2 separate regions of the Mus musculus genome follow, and region 1 is linked to region 2. The links are chromatin loops, found by intact Hi-C in ENCODE. Cell type or tissue: left cerebral cortex. All regions are shown on one strand. Links, peaks and the distances in the headings refer to the core of each region. The heading gives the core; the rest is flanking DNA.

Region 1 (14,878 bases), core at 4,718-9,717, 400 kb after region 2:
TGCCATGTCTGGATGCTCAGCACGTCTCAGGGGCCTCCGGACAGAGGGGCCCATTCTTCCCCAAGGGCGGGACCGGGCCAAGGATGACTGTATGGCTCACAAGGACCATGGAAGGGAATGGCGCGGTGCCAGACTAAAGAACCCCTCCCTAAAGGCCTCGTAAGGAGCTGAAAGTGATGTCTGTCTGTTTGCCGCCCCCCCCAGGCCACCTTTAAACAAACAAAAAAACAAACAAAAAAAAAACAATTAGCTCAAGTCTTCCAAACTACGGCACGGTTGCTCTGAACCCCAGCAGCACCCTGGAATTCGAGGAAAACATGAGCTCACTGGTCAGCAGGCTAAGAAGGGTTAGAAGGGCAGCAGACTGGAGAGTAGACAAAGTGAGGCAGGCACAGAGCTGGGTATGCTGCCTGCCACAGAAGACCATGACTACAGTGGCTGGTATGGTCCAGATTACTTAGTATTCTACCAGCTCACTGTGGGTACCAGGATGCCATCCGAGCCACACCCTTCTCACCCACCCTCCCATCACCCTCCCCAACACCCCATCTCCAGAAGAAGGTCCATCCAGGGCTTGCTCCCAGGTCTCTCAGTCCAGTGCCATCTCACATGGGTTGAGATGGGTCGTGAGAGCAGCTGAATAGACACGGCTGAACTCTTGGAAGCGGGGAGCACAGCCCAGCCAAGCTTCGCCAAATCGGCTCCAGCCCATGAAGAGGAAGGAGCCTGGGCCAGGACGCACACCACAGCGCAGCAAGGTACGAATGGAGGCCCGGCCTTGGCCCTCCGAGCTCCCTTCCTTGAACAGTGGCAGTGTCTGGCGGATGACACGAGCAACCACCACAGTGATGACTGATTCTTGCAGCTCTGTGTCATGGGCGACCCCATGGATGGTCCCGTGGATCACTACGAGGAGACATGGTGGCCAGTGGTGGGCACGTGGGAATGTGAGGCAGACCCTAAGCTCTCCCGCAACAGAAACACTCACCAAAATCACTGGTGCATGCAGCCAGGAGGAGCTCGGCATCACTGCAGGGCCTGCAGGCACCTAGCATGCAAGGCAGGTCATCAGCCAGGCCTGTGATCTCTCAGCACGAGCCCACAGCTCCTCCCAAGAGGAAAAGGTACAGGAGCAAGAGACTAAACCCTTCTCCCAGCATCCTATAGCCTGAAGACACCCTGCAGGTACATGCCTACTGATGGGCACCTCAGTGCCTCATACACAGGCTTGGTACCATCTCATAAACTCAGACTAACACTGGGAAACGTTCTGTGACCTCCCAGCTCTAGCTAGGGATATTCTAGTGGACTCCAGTTCGGGGGGGTCTCTAGCTAGGGCAGAACAGTCAGAGAGCCATTCATTCCCTGCAGGGTCAGGCTACAAGTTCCAGAAGAGCAAAGCACTGGGCCTGGTGCCCTGCAGGGAGGCAGGGCAGGCAGTCTCCATGGTGACGAAGAGGCACACTGGACTTTTGTTGGCTGGGCTTGGGGGGAGGGGAAGGAGGTCACCACCAGGCCAGGGAGCCCTGGACAGCCTTGGCCATAGGCTTTGATTCTGCCTCAGCTTAACCCTTCCCCCAATCCTTCAGAAACCAGAGACCCAGGGCTGGCCTCTCGGGCATTTGCCCCCTCCTGCTCTTTTCCTAAACCGAATCTTTTAAGAGGAGGAGGAGAGAAAGGCGGGGGCACTTCCAACTCACCTCCTTACGACCTGGAAGCCACTATGCTCTCCACCGGAGTGGCCTCTGTCAAGCTACAGAAGGACTCTCCATGCAATGGGGTGGCAAGGCCCAGTCCCATCAGGTCAGTGTGGAGGGCCAATTTCTGACACCCAGCCAGTCTCATAATCACTCACCATCCACACCAAGACCTTGAGCCTGGGGAGACATTTCTGCACGTTGGTCCTCGTGCAGTTCAAAACGGAAGGCAGCAACTCTGCGGCTGATGTCGCGGTGTGGTGTGGCCTGCAGGAAAAGGGCTCGGCGCTCGCGGGGACCCCAGCGCATGCAGCGGCCCCCAGCCAGGTCCGGGCCCTCGGCCAGTAGCAACTCTAGATTGCCGGTCATACGTTCAGCGAAGACCTGGGCACCAGCGAAGGGCCGCTCTGGGCGCAGACAGACGATGCTGGGCCGTGTGCCCGGATCGGGGCCGCCCAGGGTCAGGCGCAGCGCCCCAGCTGGGTACAGCCACTCGATAGCGCCCTCAGTACAGTCCAGGGTCAGCTGCCCCACGCTGCCAGGCTCCTGGGTCAAACCGCTGGGGACAGGACGGTGGTTCTCAGGTGGGTGACCCTCGTTCCCTAGCCCGCTCATCCCTTTTCCCGCGGCTACCAACATCTGCTTCTACTCTGTGTAACAGGACATTGAAGTCTGCGTTTCCTCAGTTCCAAGTGGGAGGGAACCCTCCAACCCAAGAAGTAAATAAAATAAAATAAATAAATAAATAAACCCACAACCCTCCCCGCAGTCCCTCCTGGTACCTGCCCCTCCAGCTGCAGCGGTCTTCCGAGTAGCCAGCGTGAGCGGACGCGGCCAGGAGGCCGCAACAGAGCGCGCAAAGAAGCGTGGCTACCAGCATGGTTAGGGGACGCGCCGGGGCCTCGGACTGCTGCCCCGGGAGGGTCGGGGCCGCAGCGCGAGCAGCCCGCGGCGCGGCTGCCCGGCCCGGCGCGTCCCCACAACCGGCGACCCCTCGCCGCTGCCCCCTCTGAGCTCCGGGGCTAGGGGGCGGGGCCTTTGCTCTCGGACCAATCGCCACAAGCCGCAGAACTTTCCTCCAATTGCAGCACCCTCGAGGGGGTGGGGCGGGCTCAAGGCGGGAGCTCGGTCCAAGGCAGGGTTGATGTAGAAAGCGCTCCTGTTTCCCCATTTGGAGATCCCCAATAGGAACGTTTGGTGGGTTGGTGGGGTTCGCTGTCGACTGGAATCTGGAAGGCTGTCCACCCCTTACCTTCAGTGGACCTCGGGGCAGTGGGACTTTGTAAGAGAAGTAGTAGAGTCTGCAGCCAAAATCTGAACACTGGTATCCTGCTGCTGGTACTTAAGGAAAAGAGATTAAAACCCCTGTGTTACTGCATCTCATAAGGGAGGGTACAGAGGGCCTGGAGCATGGAGCTAGGCCAAACCTTCGGTTTGGGGAAAAGAAAGAATACTGGCTAGGTCTGGAAGGAGTAGCGTGGGTAGTGTGGATCTCCTTCTGCCACCATACATTCTCAGACCTAACTACACACTCCTCCAATGTTAAATGGATACTAAGAAAAAAATGAGGCGTTCTAGAGGACCTGCCTAGGGACCCACCTGACTGACAAAGCCTGGTAGTCTGCCGGTGCCAAAGTACAGGCCATTCCTACAGTCAAGATCAACCGAAAGGGAATCAGAAAGATATCCCAGGCAGCCTGAGGATGTAGCTAGGTTATAGAGCACCTACCACACAGGCATACACCCCTGGCTTTGATCTTTAAAATAATGTTAAACTGAGAGTGTAGTGGGTCTTGCCTGTAATCCCAGCGGGCAGGAAGTAAAGGAAGCAGCTCAGATGTTCAAGGGCATCCTTGGCTCCATAGTGAATTCAAGGACAGTGTGGGCTACATGAGAACCTCTTTTTTTTGTTTTGTTTTGTTTGTTGTTCATTTTTAAAAAAATATTTTTATTAGATATTTTCTTTATTTACATTTCAAATGTTATCCCCTTTCCTGGTTTCCCCTCTGAAAATCCCCTATCCCCCCCCCCCCGAGAACCTCTTAAAATAAAATAGAGCCACTGTGAAACCCCCCAATGGGGAAGAGCTTCCTTGGAGCAGCTTGTCCTTTGGATCTGACCGAAGGGAGGGTGGAGGAGATGGAAAATAGAAGAAGAACCTTGGCAGGTCCCCAAGGATCTCTCTCTCTCTCTCTCTCTCTCTCTCTCTCTCTCTCTCCCACCCCCAGGGCTCTGTTTCTGGATCCTCCAGGTTCCGAGTGAAACCCTTCCGGTTGGCCTGGACCTGCGCTCAGAGACAGATGAGATCCAGTGATCCCACTGGCAATCTGGGGAGGAGCTTCAAACACTGACTACTTTCTCCTTGCCTCCCAGGCCCTCTTTGACCAATAAGAAGGCTCAGATGGCTCCTTGCCCCAGTCCAGAGAGTCAAAATGACACAAGGTGAGAGTGACCAGAACTTTCCTGATGAATCAGTAAACACAGTGTGGTGTGACTGTTCTTGGAAGAAACATTACATATGGGCTGGAGAGATGGCTCAGCGATTAAGAGCACTGATTGCTCTTCCAGAGGTCCTGAGTTTAATTCCCAGCAACCACATGGTGGCTCACAACCATCTGTAATAGGATCTGATGCCCTCTTCTGGTGTGTCTGAAGACAGTGACAGTATACTCATATATATGAAATAAATAAATAAGTAAAATAGTAAATAAATAAATAACATTAAATATGACTTTTTTCTCTCAAATAGTATAGAAATGTGGGATGCTATAAAAGCAAGGAATTCAAATTTTTTTTATTTTCTCAGCTTGGTAGACTTTTATGCAAATGTTTTAATCCACCCCCATACCAAACACAAAGGCCCTACTATATTCTTGAATTAAAATGGTTTATCTTTTACCCCTTCGTTTTCTTTGCACAGATTCTCTTAAAACTAACCAAGCTTGGGCTGAGCAAGGTGGCACACAACTTTAATCCCAGCACTCCTGAGGCACAGGCAAGGCAGATCGCTGTGAGTTCGAGGCAAACTAGCTCTACATGGTGAGTTCCAGGACAGCCAGGGATCTTTACACAGAGAAATTCTGTCTCAATACAAACAGACAAACAAACAAACAAACAAACCTAGCCAATCACTAAAGACCGTGAGGTTGAGCCCAGCCAATGGGGAAAAGACACAGTCATCACCTGAGTTAGAATAAAAACCAATCCCTGTCTGAGTTGCCTCTTCCATGCTGTGAGCAGCTCACTCCTTGGTCAGCAGTAAAGGTTTGCCTTCTTGAGACACTTCAGTTAGAGTGGAGGTCTCTTTCTTTGCAACCTCAAATTTATTTCTAACAGAATGAAGCCCGGATGATTCTATCGTAAACCCTTGACGTCCGGGTTTGGATGTTGCTTTGGTCTCATATCATATCTTCTTTCCATGTCCTATCTCTCTCTCTTTTGGAATAGGAGAATGAATTCTGTGCTGTTGTATAGTGGAAGTATGTAACTTATTTTTTACTTTATAGGAGTTCACAGTTAAGAATTTGTCAGGATGGTAGGGAGGAGGTGTTGCCATGGTGTGCAAGGCCCTGAATTCCATTCTCAGCACCCAACAACAATAATAACATCCTTTAAAAGTAGAAAGTGCCTGGCGTGGTGGCACATGCCTTTGATCCCAGCACTTGGGAGGCAGAGGCAGGCAGATTTCTGAGTTTGAGGTCAGCCTGGTCTACAAAGTGAGTTCCAGGACAGCCAGGGCTATACAGAGAAACCCTGCCTTGAAAAAAAACCTAAATAAATAAATAATAAAATAAAATAAAAATTTCTAATAAATAAATAAATAAATAAATAAATAAGAGGCCACCTGAGACGCTGCAGCTATTGAGAGGCAAAGGCAGGTGGATTTCTGTGAGTCTAGGTCAGATTGGTGTCTTTGCAGAGAGTTCCAGACCTTCTGGTTATATGATGAGATCTTGTAATCTATCAGAATAAGTAATATTTGGGGCATAATGACACATACCTTTAATCCCAGCACTTGGAGGCAGAGAAAAGTAGATCTCTGTGAGTTCAAAGCTAGTCTGGGCTACATAGTGAGTTCCAGGACAGCCAGGGCTATTCAGAAACCCTGTTTCAAACAAATAGAATATGTAATAAATAGTGGCGCACACCTTTAATCCCAGCACTCAGGAGGCATAAACAGGAGGATCTCTGAGTCTGGAGCCAGCCTGGTCTACTTAGAGAAGTTCAAGACAGCAGGGATGACATAGAGACCTTGTCTAAGAAAACAAAACAAAAATAAAAAAAAAAAAAAATAAATAACAAAGTCAGATGGGCTGGAAAGATGGCTTATCAGTTGAGAACACGTTACTGCATTTGCAGAGGACCTAAGCTGTGCTCCCAGATCCCACATCAAGAGGATCACAACAGCATGAAACTCCATCTTCAGGGAATTTGATGCCTCTTGTCGCCACAGGCAAATCCACTCTCATGCATGCATGCACGGGCACACACACACACACACACACACACACCTAAAGGTAAAAAAAAAATGTAAAAATTAAATCATAAATACAATATTTTCAGCCAAACAGTGGTGACACACTCCTTTAATCCCAGCACTCAGGAAGCAGAGGCAGGCAGATCTCTGTGAATTTCAGGCCAGCCTGGTCTACAGAGTGAGTTCCAGGACAGCCAGGGCTACACAGAGAAACTCCATCTTGAAAGACAAATAAATAAATAAATAAATAAAATAAAATAAAATAAAATTCAATGGAAAGGCATGGCAAAAATAAAAATGGTAAATTCAGCCGGGCATGGTGGCGCACGCCTTTAATCCCAGCACTCAGGAGGCAGAGGCAGGTAAATTCAAGTAGTTCTCTACCCAACCCCTTTTAAATAAGTGTTTTCAAGTGTGGAGTCCCGGGGGCAGGGGGATTTCTGTGGTTATAATTTTAAAACTTTAAAATCAATCTGGAAACAGAAAGAAAAAAAAAAGAAAAATATGACATGCCTGATGAAATTATAGCAGACACCAAGGCCTGTACCGAGGATACAAGACACCTCGGGCAACCACAGTACAACTATCCAGCCTGAGAAATTGCAGCTACTTTGGTAATTCTTTGGTACTTCCCATTGCAAGCCACTGAGGCAGAAAAGTAGTCTCCAGGCGCCCTCTAATGGTAATATGGGGATGAGCTGGCCAGTCTCAGAGTTGAAGTCGTCCGACCCTAACCTCCAAGGGCAATGGCAGGAGACCTAGCAGTAAGAGGTAACTGCTAGAGGTTACTAAGGGGTAACTTGGTCTGAAAGAAACACTCACCTGACCGGAGTCTCTCTATTAAACTTACTCTTCCCATCTTCATCTTCTAGCACCATAACAATGATTCTGTCACGATGGTAGATTCTAGACAGGTGCCACTTCTCACACTGGTCAGGGAAAGGGACCCTTGACCATCATTAGCTAGCAGAAGTCTGATGCCCATGGGTATAGATCCCAGAAAGCCATGAGTAGCCTCAGGGTCCAACAGAGCTGCTCCTGGTGCTTTTAGATACCCAGAAGGAAAATGAAGGATGAATGAGAGAGCACCCCACATCTCAGAGAACCTTTAGCTGTTTATGCTCAAGCTTGGGGACTTCCTTGAATGTCTCAAGACTTTGTGCCCTTACCTTAATAAATGAGTTGCAACCGGGTGATAGCAGCGCACACCTTTAGTTCCAGCACCCAGGAGGCAGAGGCAGAGGCAGGTGGATCTCTGAGAGTTCAAAGCCAGCCTGGTTTACAGAACTGAGTTCCAGGACAGCCAGGACTACACAGTGAAAGACTGTATCTAAAAACAAGAAGAAAAAAAAAACAAGAAAGAAGTAAAGAAAAGAAGGAAGGAAAGAAGGAAGGAAAGAAGGAAGGAAAGAAGGAAGGAAGGAAGGAAGGAAGGAAGATGTCTCTTTTTATTTGATCATTACTATGATAGATGGATGGATGGATGGAAAGATGAGAGATAGATTAAAGTGTCAGAGTCAGCTAAATGCCTCAAAGACATGCTCACAGGCCAATCTGATGGAGAGAATTCCTCAGTTGAATTCTCCCTTCACACATATATTATGCTAACAACAAAAATTACCCATCATAGGGGTTGTCCGGGCTGGAAATCACACTGAGACCTGTTTTCTGTACTGTCTTCCCCAGGGCCATGTACTGCACTTGTGGATGCAGTGGGGACAACAGAGGCCTTGGTTGTTATGAGTGTCACCACTCAGGCACCCCATCTCCAGCCATACTGTCCCCTGTTACACAGGCCTTTGCAGGTTGAGGACATCAATAATGTATGTGCAGTATGCTGGTCCCTAAGCAGAGTGGAGGGTAAGCAGCCCAAACGTTCAGCAGGAGAGCTGATGGGAGACATGCAGCTGGTTCCCAATGAACAGGCCATCCAATTGGGGCTATTCGGGGAAGAGCTACAAGTGAGGAGAGTTGACAGGGATTAGAAAGCCAATGACTCCAGGACCATGGAGATTTGAACAAACACAACCACAAATATAACCTGAAATCTGACCTACTGACAGAGGGTGAGTTTGGGTTTCTCCTTGATCTTGTGAGAAAGGGGGGACAAGTTTCCCACCTGCCTAGGACTGCCCCCTTCACAGATAGCAGATAACATTTGAAGCCAGGTAGGGGCTAGATACAGGTAACCTGAGAGCGTTCCTGTATCCCTTAGTGAGCCTGTGGCACCAGGACCCTTACAGCCAGGATTAAATGTGTGTCCTGCTGGATGGAGCTGCAAGGTGGAAATAACGATGGGTGGGGGCACCAGGGGACCAGGAAAGTGCATCAATGGTACCTACCCCCTGAGCACTGCCTTCCCTTGCTGTACCCAGCTGGACCTAGGCAGTTTCAGGGTGGTTCAGCCATCAGCCCCTTGAACACAGAGACCTCATCCAGGATACAATCATAGCCGTCAGCTCCCAAGAAGTCTCAGGTTTCCAGCCATTCCCATGGTTTCTGGATACATCTCCCCCCCACCCCATTAGCCTGGCACTTCAGGGGGTTGGGCATTGAGGTTTCTATCTCTGTAGTTTTTCATTTGCTGAGAAGCCCCCCCCCCCAACACAAGCCTAAAATGCAGCTGCTGATTGATTTGAAGCTGAGCTATAAATAGCCACTGGCTCCAGCCAGGGCCAGGGGAAAATATCCCATTGCTAGGAGACGACCGTTGCCGGGAGACCGCCATCACTAGGCGACTCGTGCTGCTGAGGTGTCAGCTGGGCCCTGAGTCATCCTCAGTCTTGACAGGGGGTGGGGCCAGGCCAAAGCAGAGGCCAGCAGAGAACCTCAACGCTCTCACCCTGTCATCAGGGCAGCCAGACTGATGTTCCACCTGCTTCTCTCCTGTGCACTTCAGCCTCTGGCTCTTGGCAGGGACAGGGTGGAGGAAAAGGAAAGGGCGGAGGAGTATAGGGAGACAGGAAGAGGAATGGAAAAGGACAGAGGGTAAGTAAAGAGGGAGAGAGAAGAAAGGAGGGTAGAGAGGATCGGGGGCATAAAGTATCTACCTGAGCTCAGGGTGACTCACTTGAAGGGGTCGCTCCCCACCAATACTGTGCACTCAAGGTATTCCTCCTTATAGCCCAACTACGTTTCCCAGAAGGGGTTCAGTGAGGGGAACGACCTGGGGAAGATGTGACCCAGCTGTGTGTCTCCCCAGCACTCTCCACACTAGAACCCTGAAAGGCCATGCCTGGAACCTCCTGTGGTAAGACTTAGAGACAGTGTAGAGCTATCATCATCACTCTAGGCTTAGGAGTGATCCCATGATGCTCCCTCCTCCCTCTCTATCCGAGCCAAATGTGCCAGCAGCCCTAGTCTTCATCATCCCCATTCTGTGGAGTTGGACCTTAGAAGCCTGGATAGAAGACAGTGTTCTCTGCTCTGACATCAAGGCAAGGGTGAGGAACATAATAATAGCCTTAGATGAGGGGTGTCTTAAGAGAGGGGTGCTTAAGACAAGTAAGACTGACCCGTGAAGAAAGCATCCTGGTTGAACTGGCCCTATATGCTACCCCATATTCTGTGCAGGAGACGAAAGTCCCTGGTCAGGCACTTGGATATTGTCTGACACAGTTCTCTCAGGATGTAAGATGTTCCAAAAGCGTCATCAGGAATGAATGATGCAGGAATCCTCCGTGGAAGGTGTTCCAGAAGCCAGCTTCCCTATCATCATGACCACAGGGGTGTGTGAACCTCCCCTATGCCCCACTGGGTACCCAGGAAACCCCACCCTGGCCCTCTAAGTGTTGTGTCAGCCAACAGCTCATCATAACTGTGCCATCAGAGAGCCAGTAGGCCCAGGCTGAGAAGAGGGGTTCTTGGTGTTTGGGGAAGACATGAAAGTGAAAACTTCTGGGGAGGATATAGAGTCTGAGAGTCAAATAAGTTCATTCAGTGGCAGGTGACAAGAGGCCACACCAGATGAAGTGCCAGGTGAGAGATGTGGTACCCTCCTAGCTGGCATAGAGCCCAAGGAACAAGGGTCTTTAAAAAAAGATTTATTTATTTAATGTATGCGAGTACACTGTAGCTAGCTGTACAGATGGTTGTGAGTCTTCATGTGGTTGTTGGGATTTGAATTTTTAGGACCTCTGCTCACTCTAGTCAACTCGGCTCGTTCCGGCCCAAAGATTTATTTATTATTATACATAAGTACACTGTAGCTGACTTCAGACACACCAGAAGAGGGTGTTAGATTAGGGCATCAGATCTCATTATAAGTGGTTGTGAGCCACCATGTGGTTGCCGGGATTTGAACTCAGGACCTTTGGAAGAGCAGTCAGTGCTCTTACTCAGTGAGCCATCTCGCCAGCCTGGAACAAGGGTCTAACAGACCACAACTGAGGAGATAGCTGCCTGAGAGAGCTGGACCATTAATGCATGCCAACTGAACTCCTGGAATCCCAAGGGGAGCAGAAGAGAGCAGTAAGTTGGAAGTTTCTGATGACATGAAGGAGAGCCTGATCTGAGGAGGATGGCAGAGGTAGAGGGAAGCAGGTTGGTCCTTTGATGAGAGAGGAAAGGCCCCCAGATTAGTGCTCAGTAACTTCCTAAGTGCTCTCAAGAGACAGGGCCACTGTGTGCTGGGCCTTCCTCACACCCACCTTCACACCGGAGTGTGCTCATCCTATCTGCCCCAGCCAAGACACACGCCCAGCTAGTGATCCCCTGTAGCATTTACAACAGGCAGAGGGAAACCAATCAGCACAAGTCAGAATGAAACTTGGCTCAGACCGATTTGACTGTAACCAACGCTGGACCAAAACTTCTAGAGTCTGGTCCACATCATTTTACTTTAGCCATATTTTTTCTTTTTTAAAAAGATGTATTTATTTATTTTATGTATGTGAGTACACTGTCACTGTCTCCAGACACACCAGAAGAGGGCATCAGATCCCATTACAGATGGCTGTAAGCCACAATGTGGTTGCTGGGAATTGAACTCAGGACCTCTGGAAGAGCAGTCAGTGCTCTTAACTGCTGAGCCATCTCTCCTGTCCTACTTTAGACATATTTAAGCACAGCACAATTTTTTGGGAAAAGTATTCAGATAACAATGAACTCGGTTCCAAGTGCACAACAATTTTTTTAAAGATTTATTTATTTATTTTATGTATGTGAGTACATTGTAGTTATCTTCAGACACACCAGAAGAAGGTACCAGATCTCATTACAGAGGGTTGTGAGCCACCGTGTGGTTGCTGGGAATTGAACTCAGGACCTCTGGAAGAGCAGTCAGCGCTCTTACCCACTGAGCCATCTCTCCAACCCCAGGTGCACAACAATTTAAGCCATGCTTGCATTGAGATTCTTTATGATGTACATCTGGCTTCTTTCACAAGAATGGGGACTGTTGGGACTGGAGAGATGGCTCAGTAGTTAAGTCACTGCACTTTCAGGGGTCCTGAGTTCAATTCTCAGCAATGGCATGGTGGCTCACAACCATCTATAAAGGCATCTGATGACCTCTTCTGGTATGTCTGAGGACAGCTACAATGTACTCATATGCAATAAACAAACAAACAAACAAACAAACAAATAAATAAATAAATAAGACTGAGATAAATGTAATGCCAGTGGGTGTCAGGATTGGCCTGGCCCTAAAATATTATAGAAGTCACTTAGGCTGTTGTAAAATACAAGTGACATCACTCATAATGTATTTTGTGGCCTAAATGTAATGGTTTTAAGGGGAAAAGGTCTGAGCTAAGTCAATTCTTGGAGATGAGAACAGACCCTGTCTCATCTGACAGTGAAGGATCACCAGGCTGTAAAACAGCTGGAAAGAGCAGCTTCGCACCTCATTCCACCGAAGGGGTAAGTTGTGTGTTTAACTTTTTCTGGATTCCCCAGTGGTTATTTGTGCGTGCAGAGGCTTTTTGTCCTCTGTAATTGCCCAAGGACCCATGCTACCACCGAAGACCAACTGCAAGGGCAATAAGTAGAGAAGTGGGAAGAGCATAGTCTGGCTACTCACATCTGCCCTAGTCCCTGCCCCATGCTGATCCATCATATCTGATCCATATCCAGGCAAGATAGTGACACTCTAGTTCCAGCCACACCCATGCCTGCCTCAATCCTGGCTATGACAAGCTAGACTCAAGGCCCCTGCTGTAAAAACAGTGACTCACCCTATAAAAGACAGCCAGGGCCTTGGAGAGAGATTGGTCTGCAAAGTGTATGTCTTGCAAGCACTAGGTCCTGAGTTCTGTCCTCAAATTGCATTCAAAAATTAAAAAAAAAGAAAAAAAAAAAGCCGGGCGTGGTGGTGCACGCCTTTAATCCCAGCACTTGGGAGACAGAGGCAGGTAGATTTCTGAGTTCAAGGCCAGGCTGGTCTACAGAGTGAGTTCCAGGACAGCCAGGGATACGCAGAGAAACCCTGTCTCGAAAAAGTTAAGGCTGAATTCTGTGGCCTGTAGCTGTAACCTCAGTATGGGAAGTCGACACAGGTGACCTCTAGGAGCAGTAGCCAGCCAGCCCAGCCTACTCAGTCAGTTCCAAACCAGTGAGAGAATGCACACAAGAGGGAAAAAAAAAAAAAAAAAAAGAAAAAAGAAAGAAAGAGAAAAAGGAAGTGGGGGGGGGGAGTGGGTGATACAGGCTAAGGGGTAGTTCTGTGGGTAAAGTGCCTGCCTGAGGATTAGGGTCCTGGGGACCTGTGGGTCAGGCAGTCCAGTATAAATGTCTCAAAAAAGAAAAGAAAAGAAAAATCAGGATAGCTCTTCAAGCTCTCACCCTTTTTTACTTTACTCTCTAGCCCTTCTTCCATCTCTCTCTTTTTCCCCCTCTCTTTATGTGGCCATGGCCGCTCTCTCTCCCTCTTTCTACCTCCTCTCTTTCTCCCTTCCTTTTAACGATAAAGCTCTAAAACCATTAAAAAAAAGAAAAGAAAAAAAGAAAAGACAAAACAGGGTAAAGAGTGGTAGAAGACAGACTGGCAAGATGGCTCAGTGGTTAAGAGCACTGACTGCTTAACCTGAGCAAAAGGTCCTGAGTTCAAATCCCAGCAATCACCTGGTGGCTCACAACCATCTGTAGTGGGATCTGACGCCCTCTTGTGGTGTGTCTGAAGATAGCCATGGTATACTCACATACATAAAATATATAATTTTTTTAAAGACTGGTAGAAGAGGATTCTAATATCAGTCTCTCTCTCCTCTCTCTCTCTCTCTCTCTCTCTCTCTCTCTCTCTCTCTCTCTCTCTCTCTCTCTTTCTCTCTCTCTCTCTCTCACACACACACACACACACATATACTCACTCACACACACTGCCTAAGAAATACCTGAGACTGCCCTCTAACTTCTATTTGCACCTTCACATATATGATCATACACCACACACACACACACACACACACACACACACACACACACACACACACACACACCAGCTAGGATACAGCTTACTTCCCTTTCTTATTGCCCCTAGGCCTCACATCATTCCCAGGAGACAGACCTCCCATCTCCACAGCAGTTGGTCTCATCTGAGGACATTCCACCCTGAAGCTCCTTCTCTTCCAAGACGCTACTCTGCTGTCCCAACATCTGCTGTTTCTGGTCTCAAGAGAGACCCAGATTGGGGTCCCTTTAGCCTGCTGAGAGGTCTGGCTCTCCAGCAGCCCTTAATGGGTCCTTTTACACAAACCACCCTCCCTGGTCCATACAGGCTGCCACCACCTGACCTCTACTTCATCTCAGAGCGAACCTGTGGAACTCCATAAGGCAGGTCGATTCTCGAACCATTCCTACCAAGTGCTATGGGGACAGAGAGGGCGTCTCAGATCATTTGTGACATTGTCAGAAGTAACCCCTCCCCACTATCACTCCACTGTCTTGTGTTTTCATTGACGCTTGCTTTAGTCACTTGCTTGCAAGTGTGTGACTATGTCACCCAGAACAGGGATTCTTCTGCCTGACTCGCAACAGGATCGGAAGGGATATGAATCCTAGGGGCCATAAGGAGGGTGTGTGTGTGTGTGTGTGGAGGTGCGACGATGTCGATGTCTCCACTCGGCTTCTCTTTCCTCGCCCTCACAGGTGGCAATCCAAGCAAGGGCACATAGGGCCAGTTGCATCTGCGCAGGATCCGGAACCCCACTGCCAACCGCTCGCGCCAAGGACCGCAATTCTCCTCAGCTGGCAAGATTCTGGGTCGCCACCACTTTGTGCAGATGGGACACTCGAAGCTGCTCTTCGGCCGCGCGGCCTACGGGGTTTGTTATTGTGCGAACACCGGCCGCTGAGCGGGTGCTGCCGCCTGGCGCGTGCCCGTCGGTACCGCACCGGGAGCGCGCGGAGAGGAGCGGGGCGGGGTTGGGGATTCTCGACACCTCAGCCTGGCTCTAGAACCCGGATTGGTCCGGACGCCGGGAGCGCGCGAGGGCGCGGCTCTTAGGGCCGGGCGGGGGGCACGCGCGGCGCCGGCGGCGGCCGCGGAGGAGCGCGGGGAGGAGCGCGGAGGAGGAGCGCAGGGAGGAGGGGAAGGGGAGGGAGGAGGCGCCCGCCGGGTTCCCTGCAAAGCGGCCTTATTTATCTGGGCACAGCCTCAGCCTCCCCGGTGGGAGGCTCAGGGCGGCAGATCCTCTCCCACCGGGGAGCTCCGCTCGGAACTCTGCGGAGAGGGCCCTGGCGCGGGGCGCCGGGCGCGGGGCGCAGT
Region 2 (14,878 bases), core at 3,303-8,302:
CTGCGCGCCGTGGCCGCCGCCTGGGGCCTTGGCCATGCAGAGTGCTGCTGGGATCTACCTTCTTACGCCAACGGCTCTGCCAGCGGGCGTAAAGGCGCAGGCTCCGGCGTTTAACCTTTCGGAAGATGTGGCCCACATACTTGAGGAGCTCCTCGTAGCAGCTGCCAGGCTCCGAGAAGCTGGCCAGAGTGCTGTCGTTGGACAGATAGCGGGCCCGCTGTTCACGCATCAGCTGGTTTTCCCTCTGCTTTGTCTCTGAGAACTGTGTGGCTATCACCACCAGGCACAGGTTGATCATGAAGAAGGAGCCCACCTGTGGCAGGGTGTGTGTGACTACACAGCAGCTCCATACCCAGCCTAGCCAAGACCCACTCTGGGGACTGGGGCCTAGCCACAATGCCACAAGCACTAATACTCCAGGAAGTGGCATACAACAGGTACTTTGCAACTGTGTGATAACGGGACGGGGACCCCCCCCCCCTTGGGGTCCTGCATGAGTTCCTGCTCCTTAGGTTTGTCCTCTACTGTAGCCTTCGCACGCAGCCTCTGTGGCCAGTTCTCCCTGGTATAGGCCATTACTGACTCTCCTCTATGCCCCTGCTGTGTGGGCTGTCTGAGGATGTATGCTACCCCTTCCCGGCTGGGTCCCTGCAAGGCAGTTCCTATGCATTCAGGGATCTGGAGCTGTCTGTTGGATGTTGAACTAATATTGTCCTATCTGAGGACCATGGGATATTGAGGGGCAAGAGAAAACCAAACCTGAGACATGGATGTTTGGGGGGTTGTGTGTGGGGGCAATTGGTAATGGGGAGTCATGGGCCAAAGAGGTGTGGGGTGATGGGTGTGTGAGAGACCACCAGAGATTCCTGTTCACTATAGGGGGCTATGCTAGAAGATCACACATTTGCTGTGGGAACATTGTGCTAGAGGGCGAGATACAACGTGGGGTGGAAGCCCGGCTGCTCCAAAGATTTTGGGCCTTTGGTCGAGGGCCTGTATAGGTCTCCTTCCATCCTGTATACTTCCTTCAACCACAGGCTAGGCAGAAAAGCCCCCCTGCCTGCCCACCCACCAAAGCACTTCCCGCAGCCGCGGCTGAGTTTAGGACTCTGGGTCCAGGATGAACGTTGAGGGGGGAGGGGAGGGATATGGCTTCTTCCCCCGCCCCTCATCCGATGCAGGATGCCCACCAGCTGGCCACGCCCACACTCACAATGATGAGGAGGATGAAGTAGATGAAGTTGTAGAACGAGTGGGCATCCATGACGTAGTACATGATGTCCACCCAGCCCTCCAGTGTGATGACCTGGGGGAGGCAGGCAGCTGGACATGGACCCACATTCTCCAGCTCCCAAGGACCCCAGTATGGGTGCCTGTCTCAGGGTCCACCATCCCACACCCCAGGCATCCCCAGGCTATCCTAGAGCATACCTGGAAGATGGCGATCCAAGCATAGCCAATGTTGTCAAAGTTGATGGCACCATTGTGAGGGTTGAATTCCCCCGAGCGGCACACGTTGTAGTACTGGTTCCAGTTGATGCAGGCATTTCGGCCGGCACCCCCATCCTCAGCCTGTGGCTGCCCGTAGGCCTCCCAGCCGAGCGTGCACTGCACGCGAAGCTCACGGCGGCTGGGGATGTGTGAGCATTTCTGCATGCCGTTGTCGCGGCGTGAGGAGCAGATGAATGGGTTCTCCTCGCCCTCCTCTGTCTGGTAGTATGGCCGCAAGAAGGTCAGGTTGTTGTTCCTGGGTTGCAGAAGGCCAGGGCATCACTAGGGGTTCCTGGGCCAAACACCACTCTCCCCATCTACACAACCAGTCTCACGCAAGACTGCTGACCTAAAATCCCACATGCCCATCAAGTGACTCCCTCTATTCCTCAGCCAGGCCCTAGACTTGAGTCCCGCAACACGCACACTGGATAGACAATGTGATCCCCAGCTGGGACGTTATCACTGCAGCAGTAACTGACAAGCCATACCTGAAGCATCTCAGGGCCTCTGGACCACCCACCTTCCCATGGTACCCACAGCATCCTGAGTCCTCCTGAGTGGGGCCTGGCAGCATGGCCAAGCAGGGTGTCTCCAACAGCTCCACACTCCCTGAAATCCCCTCATGGATCCCCATCTTCCTCTTTTCCAGTCCCTATACTCCTATCCATGAGCATCTAAGAAGCTCTGAGACCCAAAGACCTAGAAAGCAGAAGACACGTTGGCCTAGCGGCTTAGTGCACAAGTAACTGACTGGAGCTGGAGGGGGCACACAGTCCCCAATTGGGGCCTAGTGGAGAGCAGAGTGCCTCACAGTACCGTGCACGGCTGCGTTCCAGGGACACCCTGGCAGGTCAGCCTTGGGTCTTCTAATGCTGCTGAGTAAGGTCCAGGATGAAGGGGCTGGGCACACCCACATCCCCATGAAGCAAATGCCATGTTGGCACAGGGTGCCTACCCTGTGGAAGCCCTTGAATTAGACAGATGCAAAGGAGCAAGGCCAGAGGGCAGCAGCCACTGGGGATACTGTGCCAGGAACTGGTAGACAGATAAGCACAGCTGCCTCCCTCAAGCAGGACCTCTGAGCCTAACGACACCCAGTATCAAACCCTCACATGCACTCTGAGTAAACTTTTTTGAGAGGAAGAAGTAGCCTCCACCCAGGCCCTCCTACAGCCCACCCCTGAACCACCATGCCCACCTATGTATTCACCTCCACTTGGATCCTGTCTCCACTTGCACCTATGGCCTGTCCTGAGTAGAACTGTGCACCCAGGACCTCACCACAAACTAGGACCCAGGTTCATTGTATTCAAGGACATTCAAGGACAGAGCACCTTGGTGGGGGTGGGGGTGGGGGTGGGGCGCTCACACTAGGTAGGGTAGGAGAACAGTCTTAGAGGGAGGGTCCCTTTGAGAGTGGGGCCTACAGAAGGGAAACAGCATCGCTCCTAGGGTGAAGCCTGAAGGGCAGGGTCAAGAGAGAGCATTTTGGAGTCATGTCTGGCTAGGTGGGCAGAGCCATACACCAGGGGCGGGGCCTGCACACCTGACGAAGGCGCTGTCCAGGAAGCATCGGTTCCGCAGCAGGCCAGCCCAGAGCTGGACCCCAACGATGCCGAAGATGAAGAAGACGAAGAAGCAGAGAAGAAGCACGTTCCCAAGCATGGGCAGTGTGTCCAGCAGCAGTGTGACCAGGATTCGCATGCCTGAGGGGGGCAGGGCCGGTGCTCAGCACAGCTGAGCCCTGACAGGCTCCTAGGGTGCCTCCCCCCTCAAGCCCGCCCCACTGCTCATAAATCCCTATCAAGACCATCTGTGTGCAGAGACCAGGGACAGGTAAGGCCTGATGGATTCCCACAGGGGAGTCAGTCTGCAGCCCCACACGGCCAGGTCAAACCTGTCCCCGCTCCACCTCACCACGCAGCATCTCCAGGGCCCCAGTGGACCTGTCGCAAGGTCAGAGCAGCTTCTGTGGTGGCCCTGGCACACTGGGCTCTGGGGTTCTACTGTGGGGATGGGCTTTCTCATTTCCAATGCCAGAGCAGGCCTGCATCAGGGCCCTATCACAGGGAAGGCATGAACCAGTGCAGTACCTCAAAGCAACTTTGAAGTCCTTTTTCTTGGGTGTATGGATTTGAACAAATCTAGGAAGTGGCCCAAGGGTCCCTGGTCCCTGGCCTCATCACTGGTCTGTCCCTTCTCGGACATCAAAAGAACACAGCTCAAAATCTGCACTGGGCGAGCTGAGGCTGTGGGCAGAGCACTGGGCCACACAATTAGGACAGAGAGAAGCAGGGTTTTGAGAAATCCAGAGGGGTAGCCATGGAATAGGAACCCTCAGGTTACAGGGAGACCAAGCTCTTAGAGGCACCACTAACATTTCAACCACTGAGGAAATGGGGCAGGCAGCAAGCAACTAGGTCACATGATCTAGGGGTCAGAGTGGACCCAAGGTAAATGTTCAGACAGCCCTGAGGGTGCCAGGATTGCTGTATGAGACAGAATTCCAGAGTCACCTGGACATTTAACCCGAACAGCAAACACTTTGGATGGGAGCGGGCTTAGGTTTCATCTCTGCTCCAACAAACAGGTTACCCAGGTGGAGGAGTCACGGGCTCCGCTGGGTAGGCTGAACACACAGGGTGCGAGGTAGAGCCCTCGTAACTATGCTTGCACCTCTTTCACCTAACACCCATTCATGTCCTTGGAAAACAGATTCTGAACTCCAGTGTTTCAAGGGGATCTTGGCGTTCATAAAGGTCTGGTAACTTGCCCAGTGTCACACAGCATTTGAGCCCTATCTCATCTCAGAAGTCAAGGCCAGGCAGGACGATGGAAGGCTGAGTGCTGAGGCTAAAAAGTCCAGATCAGGCAGCTGAAAAGGGGTGTGTGATGCCCAGGTAGATCCAGGAACCATACCCGTTCACGCATGTGCACACGCACCTTGTGCAGCTCCGTGGGAGTCACACCTTCCACCGTCAACCTGAACATCTGAGCTCAGCTACTGAGGAAACACCAAAACTGTCCACAGATGAAGGCAGATGGACAGCATCTGGACAGGCCACGCCTCAAGCACATCCTGCAAGCTTTCCCTCCATGTGTAGTGGGAGCATGCGGTGTGTTCCTCTCCCCCTCGTTCCAGAAGCTCTGAGCTCCGTTCCCTTGTATGGGAGAGGTGGGCAGTGGGCTGCAGAGTACCCCCAAAAGCTCAGACTCTTACATGTACCTCCACTTGCCTGAGGCCCTCACTGGACACTGATATAACTGGGAACCTTCTCAGCCCCCAGGCCCACTCCAGGTGCTATGCAAACGAGGAGGTTCAGAGAGGCTCCTGGCACTAGGCACTGGGCACCCCGTCACATCCCAACTGGGACTACCCTAGAAAGGCCAAGTCTGCTGGTGTCTGGATAAATGGCAGGCCCAGCAGGATAAGGGCGGATCTCTTTTTCAGGGCAGGAGAGGCACTTACTGGGGACCCGGTTGATGGCGCGGAGGGGCCGCAGCACACGCACTGTTCGGATGGCAGAGAGGCTCACGTTGTGTCCGTCCAGAGAGTATTCCATCATGCTGGGGAAGCAGGGATGCTCAGGGAGGGAAGAGCCCAGAGGCCTCTGTCTCCTGTCACCGTCACCCACCGCCCCATGAGGGCCATCAACATATGCACTCTGTCAAACCTGAGCCTCTCTCAGGTCTCAGCCCCGAGCCTGCTCCTGGGATTCCCAAGCATACCCAGCCATGACAATGAAGAAGTCCAGCCTGTTCCAGGTGTCACCCAGGTAGCATTTCTGGCCGAACAGTCCCAAAGCCACCATCTTGATAACCATCTCCACAGCAAAGAAGGCAAAGATGAAGTCATCAAAGGCCTGGAGGAAAGGGGGTCAGGATGAGGGGCGGGGCACACCTGGTGCCCTCCTGCTCCTCCTCACAGTCCTTGATACCTACCTCCAAGATGCTGCAACGTTCTGAACGGCACTCAACATCCTCACAGGGCCGGAACATGCCCAGTGTCACGCAGTTCAGCATGATGACCAGCATGCTAATGTGCTCGAACCACCTGCGGGCTGTGCGTTAAGGGCTGTGCAGCAGACAACCTCACTCTGCCTCCTCCCAGGCGCGCTCCCTGGCACACGGGTGCAGTCAGCTGAGTGGACCCTCTCCCAAGCTTGGGCAGGGTTCAGCCCCAAGTCTACGGTTCAGGCAATATCACCACAATATGACCACCAGGTGGCGCCATGGCACCATGCTGGCCCCTCTGGCTCTCCAGAGTCTCAAGTTCTCCCTGGAAGGAGAGTCACTGCCCCCTGACCCTGCTTCATTCTGAGATGGCCCTGGAAATACTGCAATGAGCCAGCAGTGTCACATATGGGGCCCAGGTAAGGACATCAAACATACTGGAGCCTGGTAGCCTAAGTGAGGGTCAAACTCTACAGAGAATGAAGGAAAGTATAACTGGAGGGACATGGGAGCTTAAGAACATGTGGTAGGGAGAGAAGGAATCTCCTGAAGGTGACCTTGAACAGGTCACACACCTCTGAGTCTGCCACGAGAACAGTAGCACAGAGCCCTGCCCCCTCCCCATAACGTGCCAACCCCTAAACAGCAGCACTGTCAGCTCGGTGCGTGGACACAGGACATAGGCTGGTATTGGTGTGGTCTGTGGCCCCCATCCACGGAGGTACCTGGGAGCAGGAGACGGAGGGGAGGGAGGGCTAGCCCATTTTCTGACACCCTTCTTGCAGTCCTGACTCTTGACCCCTTTTGTCCACGGAGCTGGGCCCCTTAGCCCACACAGGCGGTGTGCTCGGTGGTGCCAGGCCACCAATGTAATTACACGCTCCTGCTGAGAGCGTCATAATTACACTTAATGGGTTCAGCAGTAACGAGCGCCTCTGCCATAATGGGGCTGCGGAAAACAAAAATCAGCCTCCTGCTAGTGCAGCACTGGCCTGCCTCTGACGGGCAGCACGACTCCCAGGCCGAGAGACTGGAGACTTCTCAGCCCGTCCTTGTCTACACATCCGGTGGAGAGCCTGTGGCCCCAAGCAACTTCTGCACACCCCACACCGGGCAATTCCCGGCTTTGCCAAGCTCATTCCCAGCGCTCTGTGCTATTCTCCATGTGGACAGACAAGAGATGACAAGGGCTTGGTGTTTTAGGGGGTGGCCTTGTTTTAGGGGTTCCAGTGTGCATCCCCATGAGGCTCGGGGGTTAGACTTGAATTTCCAACGTGAGGGGGTGCTGCTTTGGATTAGAGGGGAGCAGGCTCAGAGAGGAAGCACAAAGCCATGGGGGACAGGAGCTCTCTTCTCCACTGGCCCGGGGGGAGGCCACCAGCAGGGCATACGCTCAGACCAGCCGATCATACATGGCTCCCAGGCCACGCCCTTCCTGACTGTCTGCCTTACTACCCTGACCACGAAGCTCTGCCTGCCCTATTTCTGGAAGAGGCTATCAGTGGAAATGGGCTTTTTTAGCTTATCCTGTGTACCCCCACCCACTCAGATGCCCAGGACTGTGGCCTGCCTGCTTCTTGACTTCTTTGCCCATCATTTGATTTCTCTCAGGCTTGGGACACAGACACCCACTTACAGACTCTCCAGTAAAGACTGAGATGGGCCATGCTCTCCTGAAGCTGGCTTGCCTGGACTGTCTCTAGAACCCTTAGTCAACGTACCCAGGAATCCCAGGCCCCAGCTGTTACCTTCACATACAGCTACCGCCGAGACTGATACCAAGGTTGGAGTGCCCTCCCTGAGTGATTGCTGCTTTGAGACAAGAGGCAGCCAAGGGCTCTGGGTTAGAGGGAAACAGGGCAAACTTGCAGGAGGCCTGGCAGGACCCCCCGCCCCCCAACCTAGTAGGGAAACAGATCATGTCCAGGGCCCAGGGCTGGTCTCTTCCAGGCACAGACCAGAGATCTACCTAAGTGGGGAGTTTCAGCTTCCTACAACAGCAAGGACATACCTCACGTGTCATGCTGCCCCCTGGTCATGTTCTGTGGGCAGCTAAGGACAGGCAGCACCACTGGTCACAACACGTGGAGCCGGGTGACTTCTAGAGGCTTAATTACAACAGATAGATTTTCTGGGTTTAATTAAAATTCCTGCAGGCTTTCTACAAATTAGAATCAATTTCCATGGGGGTTAGAGGAAACCAAACAGATATGTGGGCAGGAGTTGGTGCTGGTACAGCCCAGGGCCTGAACCCAGCCAAGTGGACTAATCTGATCTCTCCTTGTGGGAGTCTCTCGCTCAGACAGCACAGACCCACCTAGCTCTGAGGCTTAGCAAGCAGCAAAGGTCTGAGAAGCAAGACAAGTGGCTGAACAAGGGGTCCCAGAAGACCCCCTGAATGGCAGAGGGCCCTGTGGCTAGAGATTATCAAACATAACAGCTATCAGCTACCCTTGTTGGGGCCCCACTCCAAACTCCAAGCATCCCATGGTCTGCCTGGCCACCTCTCACTTTGGAGGGGCTCAACAGCCTTCCCACTCTACATCACACCACGGGGCCAGAAATCCCAGTCAGCACCCAGCAAAGGGAAGGCCCTGCTGTGGAGATTTCAAAACATTAGGTAAAGAAGTCTTTTCTAGGCTCTCCAGGCTGTCTGCAATGGACATAGCCTTCCCCCGGGAGACACAAGGTTACCCCATGGCAAGGTCCCTTCTCCTTCTTGCCTGTGCAGGAAACCCGCACTGGTCCCATGACCAGTGGACCAGAGTCCACAGAAGGGTCCCTGGGTCACAGATGGATCATCTTCAATGCACCACAAACAAAGTCCCTAAATGTAGCCTTCTGTGAACCTGATCGGAGAGGACACTGGAGGGAAGGCAGTGGCGGCGGTCGCTGTCCGTGGTGCTGAAGCAGTTGTCCCACCTGGAGCCTGCTCAGGGTGGGCATCAGGCTGGGCTTGGGAAGGGATGCAAACTAGGGAGTAGGGTCTCCCATTAGAGCTAAGTGCCTCTTCTTGAAACACATCTTGGGTCTGCCCTTCTTCACTCAAAGGGAACCACGAGGAAGACATACATGCTGAGAAAGGCTGTACTTTGCCATGATCCCTTGTCCTAGCAGAAGTGAGGAAGCTACAGTACGTACCCTGCTGGTTGGGTGGCCACTGTCATTTCTATAAAGTCACTGAGGCCTGTCAGGGAACAGTCTCTTGTTGCTTGTTTGGTTAACTTAACAAGCTGCTGGCTCCCATGGGTGACAGTTCTAGCTGGGTCTCCAGATGAAATACAATCTCTTACTGGGGAGCTACATGATACAGGATGGTATGGCCCAATGGGATCCAGCACCCTCAGACCCCAGGATTTATTAACACCCAGCTTGACACAGCCCCCATGTTGGCTTACAGTCCCTGGGATTCTCCTCACCCAACCCTAGTGACTCAGATCTGGACTAGAGTCAGGGGGCATGATCTGCCCTGAATCTACTATGACTGCCCTTCTTCAGGTCTCAGTTTCTCCATCTGTCACAGCACTTGATTTACACAGATCCTTCCGGTACAGCAAGAAGCAAGGCCTTAAGTCCCCCTGATGTGCTCAGTTCTTGGGCAGGGTTTCTGAGTTATCACCCACCACGTGTCTGTCACGTGGGGGGACGAGGAAAGGGTGCCACCAGAAAAGCAGGGCAGCGGGAGTTGTGAGTTTTGCAGTCCCTAACCCAGTGAGACGGCCAAGGTCCCAAGAGCCCCACACTCTCATACCAATAGGTAGTGTGGCCATGCTTAGCTGGGGTGAGGGTCAGGAGTCTTCAGGTGTGGCTGCTGCTTGGCCTCCGTTGTCAGAGTGGGCCCCAAGCAAGACAAGGATTCCAACAAGGCCTCCCTGCTAGGTGGTACATGAGATCAGAGGATTAGCTTTTGAGCTGCTCCAGCCCCGCCTACCAGCCCTCAGAGCAATCTGCACAGCCAGCTAAGCTCCATTAGGCCAGATCCAGAACAGCTTGGTTTGCGTGCGAAAGGCTGGGCAGGAGGGACAGAAGGCTGGAGGGCCACTATAGGAAAAGAGGTCAGACAGACAGCCCCCACACTCTGCCTTGGGGGTTCTAGGCTTCCCTCTGCAGGGACCCTTGTTTTACAGTGCCCCCCCCTTGTCCTTGGGATCTGGGCTGTCCTCTCTGTCACTCTGCAGTGTTGAGGCTCACAGACCACCCTCCCTGCAGCCTCTGCTGCCACCGAGTTCTCAGGGGCACTCAACCTTACTTTTCAATTTGTTCAAAAAAAAAGGGACATGTTTATTCATGGTAAAGGAGTGTCCTCAGTAGGTCAGCCCTGCCTGGTGAGGAGGTGAGTCTGTCAATGAGTCCTCACATGCTCAGTGGAAGCCGTCTGTCTCTACTGACAGAATAGCAGCTTCAGGTCCCGCATCAGATAACCGTCCTGGGCAGGTGGCTGCAGCACTCTGTACTCAGTGGGCAGCGAGACAGGTTCTACCCTAGATGCAGTCGGACTCCCCCAGCATGGTCTTCCTGGCCTGTCTCTCTCTGACAATGGGGTCTGGACGGGCTACTCATCTAGAAGCTATACAACCATGGTGGCCAGGGAGGCCCAAGGGCTTCTGGCCCAAGCGCTAGGGCTCCCCGTGTTGAAAAGAAGCCAAAACAGCAGAGCTTCTAGGTAAGGTGCACGGTTCACCACACACACGCTATGCAGTCTGTGGCCCTGTCGTTAAAAATGCTGCTGCTGTATGAACTAGGACATGAGGGGAGCGGAGAAGGGGTGAGAGCAAGTCACGAAGTCACACAGCCTCATCTATGGAGAACGTCACAATGAGGCCATGAACCCGTCTCTCTAGGATGCACACTCTGCGCATGAACGTAAAGGTAAAGACCAGGTGGCATCGTTCGTCCATGGGCACATGGGGAAGGTACAAGGTGGGACAAAGAGGGGTGAGACTTGGCTTTAGCTCCCTTCACATTGTCACATCTTTTGCTTTTTTTTAGGCAATGCCTCTGCTTGTGAAAGTTCTGTGACTTGAACTAGGAGTACTGGGCTCCCTAAACCAAAGGCTGAGCAACCTCTGGTTGGCAGATAGCAAGGAGCTCTTACCTAGGCCTTTCCAGGAGCCAGGTCATGAATTACCAGGGCAAAGAGATAATAAGAAACAGAGTACAGAGGCACATCTGCCCCGGGCTGCCAGTCCAGTGAACCTGGCCCAGTCTTCCTACTCCAGGGTTGTGTGAGGGGTTACATGCTCCGTGCTTAGTGGCCTCCACCAGGCACAGCCCAGGTGGTTGGCTCATGTGGTCTGGATGTGATTGTATAGGTTGGTCCCTCAGGCACTGCTGTACTAGGTTACCTATGGTGCTCACTCTATGGCACTGGGCATGTCTGGGGCAAGGTGTCTGAAGATTTCAGGATTCTCCAAAGGAAGACAGAAACCATCCAGTAAGAGATGACACACTTCACACCGATGTACCTTTACCTGGCTGAGGTCTCCAGCTCTGAGGTCCCACAACCCTAGCCTTTTCCTTCCTTGTTCTCCTTGGGCTGCCCCTCAAGGCCAGGGACTAGTCTATAGCATGGCTCACTCCTCAAACTCTTAGTTCCCATCCTCAGCCCCAAATAACTGGGCCCCCATAGTGTCATGTCTCACAGTCCATTGTGACCCAGAAACATCCCTCCGAGAGGCCCCAGATCTGTCCTTGCTCCTGCTACGACACCACCCCTCAATCCATCTAAGCTGCCTCTAAAACACGGCAGCAGCTCAACACGCTGCCATGGCTTCCTAGTGCCCTGGCCACATAATCCAAGCCAGAGCTCTGTGTAGCCTAGCCTGGGAAAGCAATACTCAACTCCCATTTTGTCCTGGCTGCTCCAAGGATCCAGTCCCCTGCTACTCCCCACGATGACCTCTCTAGCCTGTAGGGTGGCCCTCTCAGTGTCCCTGTAAGTTATAATGAATGGAGCCTCAGCGAGTGACTGTTAGGAGCCTCTACTGAGGCACAGATTCCTTCATGCAAGCTCAGCAGAGGTGTCTCTGGTGTCTGTTCAAATCAGAAGGCTCTGGGAAGATGCTCGGAAGGGCAGGTAGGTCACCACTAAGTAGAACATGACTCCACTGCAGGGGATAAGGGGTCTCTCCATCCTTACGTGCTCCCTCATGACAGGGTGACCCACACCTTGGATTGGCTCCCTCCAGATGGGCAGGATGGAGCTCTGTGGCTGAGATCAACTGTAACCCTGGAGGGAACCCCAACGCTGGACAAGATATTCTAGCGACTTCACAAGTCAGGGTAGGTGGAGCCTGTTATTCCTTTCCCTGGGGATGCCTGAAATGCACAGGGGGCCTGCAGACACCTGGGTATGGCCATATCCTCCAGTCTGACATTGCTACCCACGACCTACTGCAAACAAAGCCAGCCCCCCAGCCCTCTGGGTCTGCATGCCTTCCTTGTTCCCCAGGAAGAGGTGGTGGAAATCCCAAGCCTTTCTCACAGGTCAGTGCCCAGGGAGCTCTCTGTAGGCATTTGTCCTGGTCTCCCGTCAGGTCTCAGGGGCGGAGCACTCACTCTGCAGGATGTGATGATTGAAGGAGGTTTCTCTTTCTTCCCTGAGGCTGTTGCCATGCCAACAGGCTGATAATAAGGTGAGGAGGAACCTGGAGACCCAATTAGGGCAAAGGCAGAGGGGATCCCCAGCCCAGCTCCATTTCCAAAGGTTTCCATCAGACCTGGCCCAGCTCGGCTACCCATTCCTGCATTGTACCACTGGTCTCAAGATGGGGGAATGTATGTGAATATCCTTTTCAGGTCTGGGATTTGGGAAAGATAGGGATGACAGGAGGGGTCAGGACAAGGCAGTCAGTCCTGTTGGGGTCATCGGAGTGATCCCACACAAGAAACACAGGCATGGGTGGCAGCTTCCTTTCCCCTGTCCCTCCTTGAGGAACTCAGTGTGTCCTACTCCACCCCCACCCCTCATTAGACCCCTGTACTTGGGCCAGCTGGTCCGACCCAGAGCTTTCCAGAAGTGGACCGTTGAGTGTGTGCGCATTTGTTCCAGCTACCACAGGACCAGCTGTACCTCCGCCTAGGTCCCTCCTAGGACGGGGGTGGGGGGTGGGGGGGATGCGCAGCTGTTACCTAAGGTCACCTGGGTCTCAATCTCTCGGCTCTCCTTCCATCAGTACAGGAGGCATCCAGAGCTGAGACAAGTGGTTTGTCGCCAGATGCTCAGGGCTCAGTACTGCCACAGGCAGTGGCACCACACGCTAGCTCCACCAGGTTCAGGGTTTGTCCCCCCCACCCCCACCCCCACTTCAGGTAGGCTGGAGGGAACAGGTGCAGGGTAGTTGATGCGATGCATCCCCTCTGTCCAAAGCTCAGGATCTTGGGGTGGGGGGAATCTTGGCCATGTCCTCCCCTCACCACCTCTCTAACCCGCCCCCTCCGCCCCCCAATGCCTAGTCAACCTGCTTCCTGCTCTCCATTCCCATTCTTTGAGACCTTTTTCCTTTATCCCCACCCCCATGGCCAGGCCCAGGGAACATGGCCTGGGAGCCTGGGCCTAGGCCTGCGTGACTCACGGCAGGCTGGGCTGAGCTGGGGGTGGGGGTGGGGGGTGGGGGTGGGGAGTGAGGGCAGCCGACCAAACATGGAGCTGTTTGTTCTCCAGCTGCCTGCTCTGCTCAGGGTCACCCAGGGGAAGGGGGGGGGGCAGGCTGTCTGTGGGAGAATACTTCCTCCTGAGGCCAGGGTGTGGGAGCCACTCCCCACTCTAGCCCCTCAAACGGGGAGGCCAGGTCACTGGGAATACTCAGCTCTAGCTGCCAGAACATTCTATTTCATCCTCATCCTCCCCCAACCCTGTGAGGCACTCTGCTTCCCTGTCCCTGATTAACAACTGCGGTGAGCTGGTCCCCATAGCCTGGGTCATGTACGGCAGCACCACCCCCCTAGCTCATTGCTCTGGCCCTAGATAAAGTGTGTGCCTGGTCAGCCGCAGGGGCAGGCTCTACAGCGGGGCACCCAGAGCCTGGCTTGGATACCAGACGTGTACCCACGTGTAAACTACTATCTGATCCAGTGTACTGTACATGTCTCAAACACACACAACAGGGGCACTTGGAGTGCATTGTAAACACACCCTATGAGGTCTTCAAAGGGGGCAGGACCCCAGGTCTTCCCAGGCCAAGCCCCCCTATCCGCAGAGACTGACATCGTGGAGCCCCGCTGAATACATGCCAATGGCTCTAATTGTGCAGTTTTTAAAGCCATGCTAATTAGAAAGTGCGCTAATGTCTCTGCTTAGCTCTTAATAAAGAGCTTGATTCGGGATCTTTTCAAGGGATAATTGAGTGGAAAAGTGCCTGATCCCACCCCTCTAGTCCCTGTGCCTGCAGGAAGGCAGGCTGTGTGGGCGAGAAACCTCACCCAGACTCTGCCAGCCACTTGGTGGCAGCATGCACACCCCGCCCCACCCCCAGAACACCATGGGGTGCTGCTTGGAAGGGGAGCCCCTGCTTCTCACATTTTCCAGACTCTCCCGGTTAGTCCTCACTGAGGACCAATCATAGTGACAGCCCCTCCCCACCAGCTGCTCCACTCAGGACTACCAGTGTAATCCCGGGAGGAGGCAAGAGGGCCTGGCTTGACCTCTGCCCAGTGGGATTCCCCAAGAGCATCCTGAACAACCTTCTCCAGTGGTCCTGGAAAGGAAGGATGGACAGTAGACAAAAACTGAGCCAGGTGACTTACTGGGGAGGAGGACGGCTGGTCCACAGGATGGGCTCTCAGGGACCTCTCTGCTGGAATTCTCTGGGCCAGAAATAACTGCCTGGGCCTCGCTGCACAGCTGCCTGAAGCTCAAATTAGTGACCCAAGGGGATTGGACACTCCTTCCATGGGAACATGGCCTGGTATTCTTCCCCTCCCCCACCCCTCCCCCCACCCCCAGGGTCTGGCTCCTTTCTGCAGAACTGTGGTGAGCCCATCTGGAAGGAGCCCCCATGTGGCTTCTGTTCTCCATGGCTAGGTAGTATGGATAGGGGCCGGCCTGGGAGAGCACAGAGCAGGGCCCTTCTGTGGGACCCAGGACTGCCTACTGTAGTCCTGTGGGATCCTATGGTGCCTGGGCCTGGAGGCTGGGAAGAAACTCAAGGGAAGGGTCACGGGGTCTCTCTCTTCACTATGCAGTTTTGCCCCTTTCTGCCTAGGCTGCCCTATCCAGGATTTGGCCTCCTTCCTGTATCTCTGCTGCCTTAACCAGCTCCTCATAGTGCCCATTGAGGATGAAGAAAGTTATACTGGGAGGAGTCACTACCAGTCACATTATTGCCAGCAAGGCCCCCTGAGTCACGCCTCTCTCATGTCCCCACTGTATGCTCATCACACAGGTTGCCCTCTATCTGTAGACTTTATCTGTCCCTCAAGAGATGGAAAG

What was found. A loop is a pair of places that touch in the nucleus more often than their neighbours do. Peaks named below come from ENCODE experiments on the same cell type or tissue, not always from the same donor. Only the 100,000 strongest peaks of a DNase experiment are listed, where the experiment ranks them.
Region 1: it touches region 2 in a loop (4-fold over the local background); 2 of 42 quality-filtered maps call a loop at or near these places.

The regions. Positions count from the first base shown.
Region 1 is chr17:25,794,386-25,809,263 of GRCm38, forward strand. It overlaps Metrn (meteorin, glial cell differentiation regulator), which reads right to left and starts at 2,660. Exons shown (of 4, transcript NM_133719.2): 1 at 2,480-2,660; 2 at 1,856-2,256; 3 at 989-1,048; 4 at 186-906. The coding sequence starts at 2,577. The coding sequence ends at 590. Fbxl16 (F-box and leucine-rich repeat protein 16) reads left to right here and starts at 14,714. Exons shown (of 6, transcript NM_001164225.2): 1 at 14,714-14,878. In left cerebral cortex, for the core only: a CTCF peak has its summit at 6,863 (motif pointing left); DNase peaks (open chromatin) are centred at 6,840 and 8,903; H3K4me3 peaks cover 454 bases; H3K27ac peaks cover 2,457 bases.
Region 2 is chr17:25,392,298-25,407,175 of GRCm38, forward strand. It overlaps Cacna1h (calcium channel, voltage-dependent, T type, alpha 1H subunit), which reads right to left. Exons shown (of 35, transcript NM_021415.4): 3 at 5,437-5,548; 4 at 5,224-5,357; 5 at 4,964-5,061; 6 at 3,041-3,200; 7 at 1,432-1,747; 8 at 1,214-1,306; 9 at 1-313. Among named protein-coding and RNA genes, the nearest start is that of Gm33617, 12 kb to the left of the region's middle. In left cerebral cortex, for the core only: a CTCF peak has its summit at 5,718 (motif pointing right); DNase peaks (open chromatin) are centred at 5,739 and 6,400.